Linked DNA regions of Homo sapiens: regions 1 and 3 are each linked to region 2. Evidence: chromatin loops called from intact Hi-C (ENCODE). Cell type or tissue: HCT116. All regions are shown on one strand. Region 1 overlaps TMPRSS7 (transmembrane serine protease 7). Region 2 overlaps PHLDB2 (pleckstrin homology like domain family B member 2). Region 3 holds the start of ZBED2 (zinc finger BED-type containing 2).

Region 1 (2,500 bases), 180 kb before region 2:
ACAAAATGTATTGGAATACAAAAAAGAAGGGAGGTGGTAAATGTTCAGCTAAGTGATTGTTAAGAAACGTAGGGAAGCAGAACATCTTTAGAAACCCAGAAAAGGAGAAGGGGCTGAATTTATTTATGGAGGAGGCATGATTCCTTCTAGTCCTACCTGGGTCACTTTCTGTTTGAGTGATCCCTAGCAAATGATTCAACCCATCTCTTTTCCCATACCTATAAAATGTGCTAAGAATATGTCTTCTGTATTAGAGGTGTGTTTTGAAGGGCAAATAAAAATATGTTGCCAAAAACACTGAAGTGCTAAACAAATATAGACAACAGAATACAAACTCAACACCCTTTTTTGGTTGTACTTATCTGTTCCTTCTTCCCCTGTAGTCTGTAAGCTCCATGAGAACAAGAACTTTATCTTGCTACTAGGCATCCCCATATAGAGCCTGGCACGTGGCAGACATTTAATAAGCATTGTTGAGTGGACAAGAGAGCTTGAGAGAAGAATCTTTAAGCTGTAGCAGGAGTTAATCCTTCTCAGATAAATAAGACCTTAAAGCTCAGCTGGAAGTGAGTTTGCAAAGGGGGTTGACTGCTCTTCAGCAAATTTCAAAATGGGACCAGACACTAAGATGGATTGAGGAGAATATAAACTAACTTTTGTGTAAAAAACTTTTGTCATAACGAGTCAATATTTTTGTTACTTAAGTCATCGAGTTTTTTTTTTTAATAAATTCAAAGCTATTTTACAGGTGAAAAAAAAAGTCAATTTTACACTGATTTCCATTCACAGTAACATGCCCTGATGTTTTCAAAGCTTTCTGAAAAGGAACAGTTTTATTTAACCTCTACACTGAGGAGGACAAACTTCCTCTCTGAGAGATGACAACAGCTAACACGTTTGTCCTGCTGTTTCCTGCCTCCTTTCTCCCACTCCTCACTTGCTCACTGGGATGTCCTTTTCCTTCTAAAGACTTTTTTTTTTTTTCTTCAGCATTTCTCACCCCCAACCCCTAGCAAAACAGTAAATGATCCAATATTCTTTTTCACACCCTGACTAAAAGTCCCAACAAAGTTTTAAAATTTTCATTTTAAGGCTATGGATTATTAAGAAGTCAACCTTTATTTTATCTCAAAGGAATTTCAAACATTCGACAGAGCTTTTGAGAATGGCACTGTCTTTTTCTGCTATCACACAAGCTCAAGAAGGTAAATCTGCTTTGTGGAGAGACTGAAGAAATGGAGATTTGTTTCCTTTCCCTCTTCCTTCCCTAACCCTTTCTTTCATCTCCTCTTTTCCTCTCCTCCTCAGACTTGCTGCTTATCTGAGGCCCTGCATTTCTGCTGCCCTGAAGCCTTGAGAACCTGGCAGTGAGCAAGGGTCCAGCACCTTTATCTCTTAATTACTTTGGAAATATTTGTAATAATGATTTTTTTTTAAATTTAAGGACACATGCCATCAGGGTATTGACACCAACTTACAGGTTTGGGTAGAGTAATGAAATTATTTTAACTATTTAACTATTATGACTATGCACAAAAAAAAAATATGCATCAAGCACCCTCCTGCCTCAGAGTCCCTGGCTCAGCTGTTCTCTTTGCTTGCAACATTCTTATCCTGGTATTCACAAGGTTAGTTCCGTCATCTTTCAGGTTTATCCGCAAATGTCCCCTTGTCAGCAAGACTTTCCCTGATCATCCTATTTAAGATAACAAACACCTAACTTGTTATGCTTCACACCTCCCACCCCCAACTCAGGCTATAGAGCCCCCTTCCCTGCTTTATTTTTCTCCATAGCATTTTATCATTACGAGACATATTACGCGTATTTAACTTGTTTGTTTATTACTTGCCTTCCCCTACTGGAAGGTAAGCTCCATGAGAGCAGGGCTGCTGCTCTGTGTTTGTGTCTGATTTCGTGGATCCCCAGTATCTGGAATCGTGCCTGAGTGCCTGGCCCATAGTAGTCATTCAATAATATGTTGAATAAACGCAAACAACATACTGCTTGCCACTTACATCTAATTCATCTAATTGCTATGCCACACAATAATGAGTCTATACGTATATCCTGAATGAACAGAGGTGACACTTTGCCCTGTCTCCATGTGATATTATAGGTGGAGAAAGAAAAAGCAGTTTACTAAGATTTTTTTTAAAAAAGCATAAATGCCCTATCTAGCACCAGAGGGAGAGATAGATAGATAGGTAATAGAGATAGATAGATAGATAGATAGATAGATGATAGATAGATAGATAGATAGATAGATAGATAGATAGATAGATGATAGAGATAGATAGATAATAGAGATAGATAATAGAGATAGATATAGATAGATAGATACATAGATAGATAGATAGATAGATAGATAGATAGATAGATAGATAGATAGATATTTCGTATACATTTGCACTCTGGTTTGCTTATACAACTGAAATATAATAGAGTTGTCCCTTAGTATCTGTGGAGGATTGGTTCCAGGAACCCTACAGATACCAAAAT
Region 2 (2,500 bases):
ATAACAATGGACTGGAAGAAATCACACCAAAAAAATCAGTAGTGATTTTATTTGGATGGCAGTTTTACCAGTGACTTAACTTACCTCTCTCATACTAGTTCATATTTTCTACATTTTATATAATACATTTGGACCATTTTGACAACCAGGAAAAAAAAACTCACTTACCATAAAATACTAGAATATGTAGCAACACTTCATTTTAAAGTTGATTAAACATTTTCTTTCTTTTTTTTTTTTTTTTGAGACAGTCTTGCTCTGTTGCCCAGGCTGGAATGCAACGGTACATTCTCGACTCACTGCATCCTCCGCCTCCAAGGTTCAAGCGATTCTCCTGCCTCAGCCTCCCCAGTAGCTAGGATTACAGGTGTGTACCACCATGCCTGGCTAATTTTTGTATTTTTAGTAGAAACGGGGTTTCACCATGTTTGCCAAGCTGGTCTCTAACTCCTGACTTCAGGTGATCTGCCTGCCTCGGCCTCCCAAAGTGCTGGGATTACAGGTGTGAGCCACTGTGTCTTGCCAATTAAACATTTTAAGTTGATTTTTTCCTTAGCTCTTGCCCAATTTTCAAGCCAGATATTAACTTTTCCAAAAAAGGTTAAAGAACTCCTTTGCCAGGCGTGGTGCCTCACACCTATAATCCCAGCACTTTGGGAGGCCCAGGCAGGCAGATCACCTAACAGTGGGAGTTCGAGACCAGCCTGACCAACATGGAGAAACTCCATCTCTACTAAAAATACAAAAAATTAGCCAGGCATGGTGGTGCATGCCTGTAATCCCAGCTACTTGGGAGGCTGAGGCAGGAGAATCACCTGAACCCGGGAGGCGGAGGTTGTGGTGAGCTGAGATTGTGCCATTGCACTCCAGCCTGGGCAACAAGCAAAACTCCATTGCAAAAAAAAACAGTCTTGATCAGACTAATTTAATATATAAATATTGAAGACTGCAACATTTTTTCCAAGTCTTCTAAATGACTCTGGCAAAAACATTAATCATATGAATTTATCTGTTTCACTCTTTATGCATCTGAAAAACTACAAAATCAAATATTTCTCTGATATGAATAAAGCTAACAGAATTGTTATAAAAAGTCTCTAGATGTTTGCTGAATAATAGCTTAGATAATATTAATATTCTTGTTTTTTAGAATGTAGCTACCTTACTTCCATATTTGAGTAGTTCTGTTTATTGTACAGGGAAAAAAATTAAAAATCTCAATGGGTAGTTTTAGGCACTTCACTCATTAAATCCATGCCTACTGTTTATCAGACATTTATTTAGCAGGCATTAGTGTTACTCACTAATATTCCAGTTCTTCTCCTTTCAGGAACATAGTGAGGTTGCTCTTCCTCATCTCTGTGAGGTTAGGTGTGGCTATGTCCCTTGCTTTGATCAATGAAATATGAGAGAAAGTAACTTGCCAGTTCCAAGCTGAAGCATCATGAGTCAGTGCAGCAGTCACCATTTCCCACCCCCCTGCTAGGACAACTAGCCTCATCCAGGCTTGCAGAGGCTTTGTTAACCCCCACTCCTGAATGAGGACATGGAACAAGGTCCTTGTCAACACAAGATTGTCTGCAGCCCCTGAGATTTGGGGTTTCTTTGTTACTATGAGGATGCTAATCTTCATTAAGTAACTAATATAAATCAGGCTCTGAGCTAGGCATTGGGAGACATACGGTAAGAGATATCATTTCCTGCCTTTACATAGCTTAGAGTACAAAGGGAAAAACACATTTATGAACAAATAATTGCTATGCATGCCTAAATATATTTGGTTGACAGGAAAAGGAACACAGAGTGGGGCGAATCCAGTGAGAGTGGTAGTTTTGAGGAGGTTGCAGTATAAAGAAATGATGAAGGAGCCCACTGAAGGGAAGGGAATCTGATTGGTATTATTCAAAAGTAGCATAAAGCCACTTGCACACCTAAAATTCTGTGAGTTAAAGGATGTAAACAAACTTCCAAGCCCATATTAGGTCAGACCACTGGTACATCCAACAAACATCCTATCTCTGATAGAATTAAAAAGCAAATCCATATAGGAAAAATCATTATTTTCTATAACACCGTTTTTTAAAATCTAGGACTGTAAGTCTCCTGGTATGAACTATATTTAATAATCGTGTATTTCTCGCTTATAGTTCTCTAAATCTTTTTCTGTCTCCACCACCATGTAAGATATGCCCTCCTGGGTCCAAGCAGCATGCCTCCCCTAAAAGTGATTTAACTTGGACAGTAATCCTTCAAGTGTTTAGGTGTGGCTACAAAAAAAATCTGAGATGTTAGAATAGACAAGAATTAATGCCAGTTAGAAAGAAGGACTTTGCTTTGAAAGAAATATATACAAAATGGGAAACAGAACTAAGTTGAGGGTATTCCCATAATATGCAGACACAGCAACCCAGAAAGCAAGCCAGGGCAGATGTCACTAAGCAGAATAAAAAGCTAAGCACTTACACCCAAACTGCATTTTAAATATTTACTCCTACAGTAA
Region 3 (2,500 bases), 280 kb after region 2:
CTTTCCCACTCTTCCTCCTTCAAATCGCTTGCTTTACTTGAGAGGTTAGGTAATCTAGTCATCAAAAAAGAGAACTAAGACTTGTAGGTGCTTGACTTACTGTTTTGCTGCATGACATATGCCAGGAACATCCTTTTCTTGGTGGTGGAGGGGGTGGAGAAAAGGTTTGCATCTGTGTCTAAGTGTTGCAGAAAAACCCAACAGGCACAGACACACCTACCTGGAAACAATGCTTCCCTAGAAGTGGGAGGAAACCAGAACTGGAGGTGCCCTCCTTCTGGGGGTAGGAGTCAGCTAATAGACATCCAAGGTGTGCAGGAGTGCTTTCACTCTGCGCAGGAAAGATCAGAGAGAAGTCCAGAGCCTTGCCTGCTTGTAAGTACCCACTTGTGGCTGGGGGGAATTTCCTAACTGTTCACGGTTGCAGAGCTTGATTAAATAAAGCTCTCATTAGTTTAAGAAATGACCCAAGAAAGGAGAGAGAAGTCGGGCTGTTTTTAAATGTAATATGATTTTCCATTTACTTATTTATCTTTAAAATGAGGTAAAGAGCAAAACATCTGGAGTAAGTTGCCTCAGGAAGGTCTTATTGGCTGTTGGCTTTGCAGGTGATCCTGGTGGAGAAGGTGGAGTATGGTGAGCTGCTTGCTAAGGACAGCCAGGCAACGCTGTGTTTGTGAAGATGTGCTCCACCTTCTCCTCTGTGCATCCCAGCTCCTCCTGCTGAAACAGCTGAGCTTGCTTTTTGGATTTCTTAGACTCCTGGCCTCTGAGAGACACCTCTAAGGACAAACTGACCTTGCATTGGGAACTTTATTATCCAGATCCTCATAGGCTTTGTCTACTCTGGATTGCTTGTTGCAACAGTTCTTAGGAAGCAAGATTGTCTCCTGCACCAGCATCTGCCTGTGTTTGCTTTTACCTACTTTGAGCAAGACCCAGTGAGGCCCTAGCTCTGTTGGTCCTGAAAAGCCTGAACCCTGAGGCTGTTTCTCCTGCCTCCAAAATGCAATTATAGGAAATAAGAAGCACAGAAACAGTGGAAACAACCAGGAGGAGAAACAAGAAAACCTAAAATTTTCAATATTCAAAAATACCTGTCGTGGTGGTTGATGCAGAAAACACTGAGTTCATCAAAGAGCTTTGTAATTGTTGGACCAGAGAACCCCTTTGCTACAGGAACTGATATGTTTTGTCTTTCTGGCCTAGTCAAGGGAGGATAAGTAAGTATCTGGGGCATGGAAGGAATGCACTCTTGGGCTGTTTTGCTTGTATCTGACTCACCCCTGACTCTCCAGTGAAGCAGAAAGGAAGAAACCTCACACCACCCAGGTGTGGCCAGACTTTGGCCATTATTGTGAATCCCCAAGAGTTACCACAGGCCCTTCCCAAATATATATTTAATCTTGTGGTTCAAATAAGCTTTTGGCTCACATCTAAGCACATCATAAAGAACGCTGTAGAAGAGGTGACATGATGAGGCGGGAAGACGAGGAAGAGGAGGGAACAATGATGAAGGCAAAAGGGGACTTAGAGATGAAGGAGGAGGAAGAGATTAGTGAGACAGGAGAACTGGTTGGCCCTTTTGTGAGTGCTATGCCCACTCCAATGCCCCACAACAAGGGCACCCGGTTCTCTGAGGCATGGGAATATTTCCACCTAGCTCCTGCTCGTGCTGGGCACCATCCCAACCAGTATGCCACCTGCCGCCTGTGTGGCAGGCAGGTGAGCCGTGGCCCTGGGGTCAACGTGGGCACCACTGCACTGTGGAAGCATCTGAAAAGCATGCACAGAGAGGAGCTGGAGAAGAGTGGCCATGGTCAGGCTGGGCAGCGCCAGGATCCAAGGCCCCACGGGCCCCAGCTCCCCACAGGCATTGAGGGTAACTGGGGTAGGCTCCTGGAGCAGGTGGGCACCATGGCTTTGTGGGCCAGCCAAAGGGAAAAGGAGGTGCTTAGGAGGGAAAGGGCAGTGGAATGGCGGGAGAGGGCTGTGGAAAAAAGGGAGCGAGCCCTGGAGGAGGTGGAAAGGGCCATCCTGGAGATGAAGTGGAAGGTGAGGGCTGAGAAGGAGGCATGCCAGCGGGAGAAAGAGCTGCCTGCAGCAGTACATCCCTTCCATTTTGTTTAAATTGGGCTTGGAGAATCTATTCTGAAAACATTGACTCTAGACTTGTAGAAAAGAGCCATTTTAGTTTCAACTCAAATGTAAAGCAAAGTAGTTTGGTGACATTTTGCTTTTATGTGAAATAGTGCACAGTATGAGTTAATCTGAGCAGGTCTGAATTGACCAAATGCTTATCTACGAGGTTCCTAGAGCTCTGCTGACCCTTGGCCGAAACTCTAAAATGTACCTATTAAAGATAAATGCTTCTACCAAAGTAAAACTCTGTGAGTTGTTTCAGGGCAGAATGTACCAGCCAGTCAGCGTTGTTTAACAAAATAATCAGATTTTTGCCTAGCACTCGGTTTTGGTGGAGCTGACGATTTTGAGGGCTGAG

What was found. Peaks named below come from ENCODE experiments on the same cell type or tissue, not always from the same donor. Only the 100,000 strongest peaks of a DNase experiment are listed, where the experiment ranks them.
Region 1: a loop joins it to region 2, with 20 times the contacts of the local background. A loop is called at or near these places in 3 of 110 quality-filtered maps.
Region 3: it touches region 2 in a loop (2.6-fold over the local background); 2 of 110 quality-filtered maps call a loop at or near these places.

What each region holds. Positions count from the first base shown.
Region 1 is chr3:112,051,409-112,053,908 of GRCh38, reverse strand. All of the region lies in intron 9 of TMPRSS7 (transmembrane serine protease 7), which reads right to left. Among named protein-coding and RNA genes, the nearest start is that of TMPRSS7, 18 kb to the right of the region's middle. In HCT116, no CTCF peak of the experiment used is centred here; no DNase peak of the experiment used is centred here.
Region 2 is chr3:111,873,565-111,876,064 of GRCh38, reverse strand. All of the region lies in intron 1 of PHLDB2 (pleckstrin homology like domain family B member 2), which reads right to left. Among named protein-coding and RNA genes, the nearest start is that of PHLDB2, 16 kb to the right of the region's middle. In HCT116, no CTCF peak of the experiment used is centred here; a DNase peak (open chromatin) is centred at 1,454; H3K4me3 peaks cover 1,120 bases; H3K27ac peaks cover 1,877 bases.
Region 3 is chr3:111,593,175-111,595,674 of GRCh38, reverse strand. All of the region lies in intron 5 of CD96 (CD96 molecule), which reads right to left. It overlaps ZBED2 (zinc finger BED-type containing 2), which reads left to right and starts at 329. Exons shown (of 2, transcript NM_024508.5): 1 at 329-375; 2 at 609-2,500. The coding sequence starts at 1,474. The coding sequence ends at 2,130. In HCT116, no CTCF peak of the experiment used is centred here; a DNase peak (open chromatin) is centred at 1,275; H3K4me3 peaks cover 1,987 bases; H3K27ac peaks cover 2,204 bases.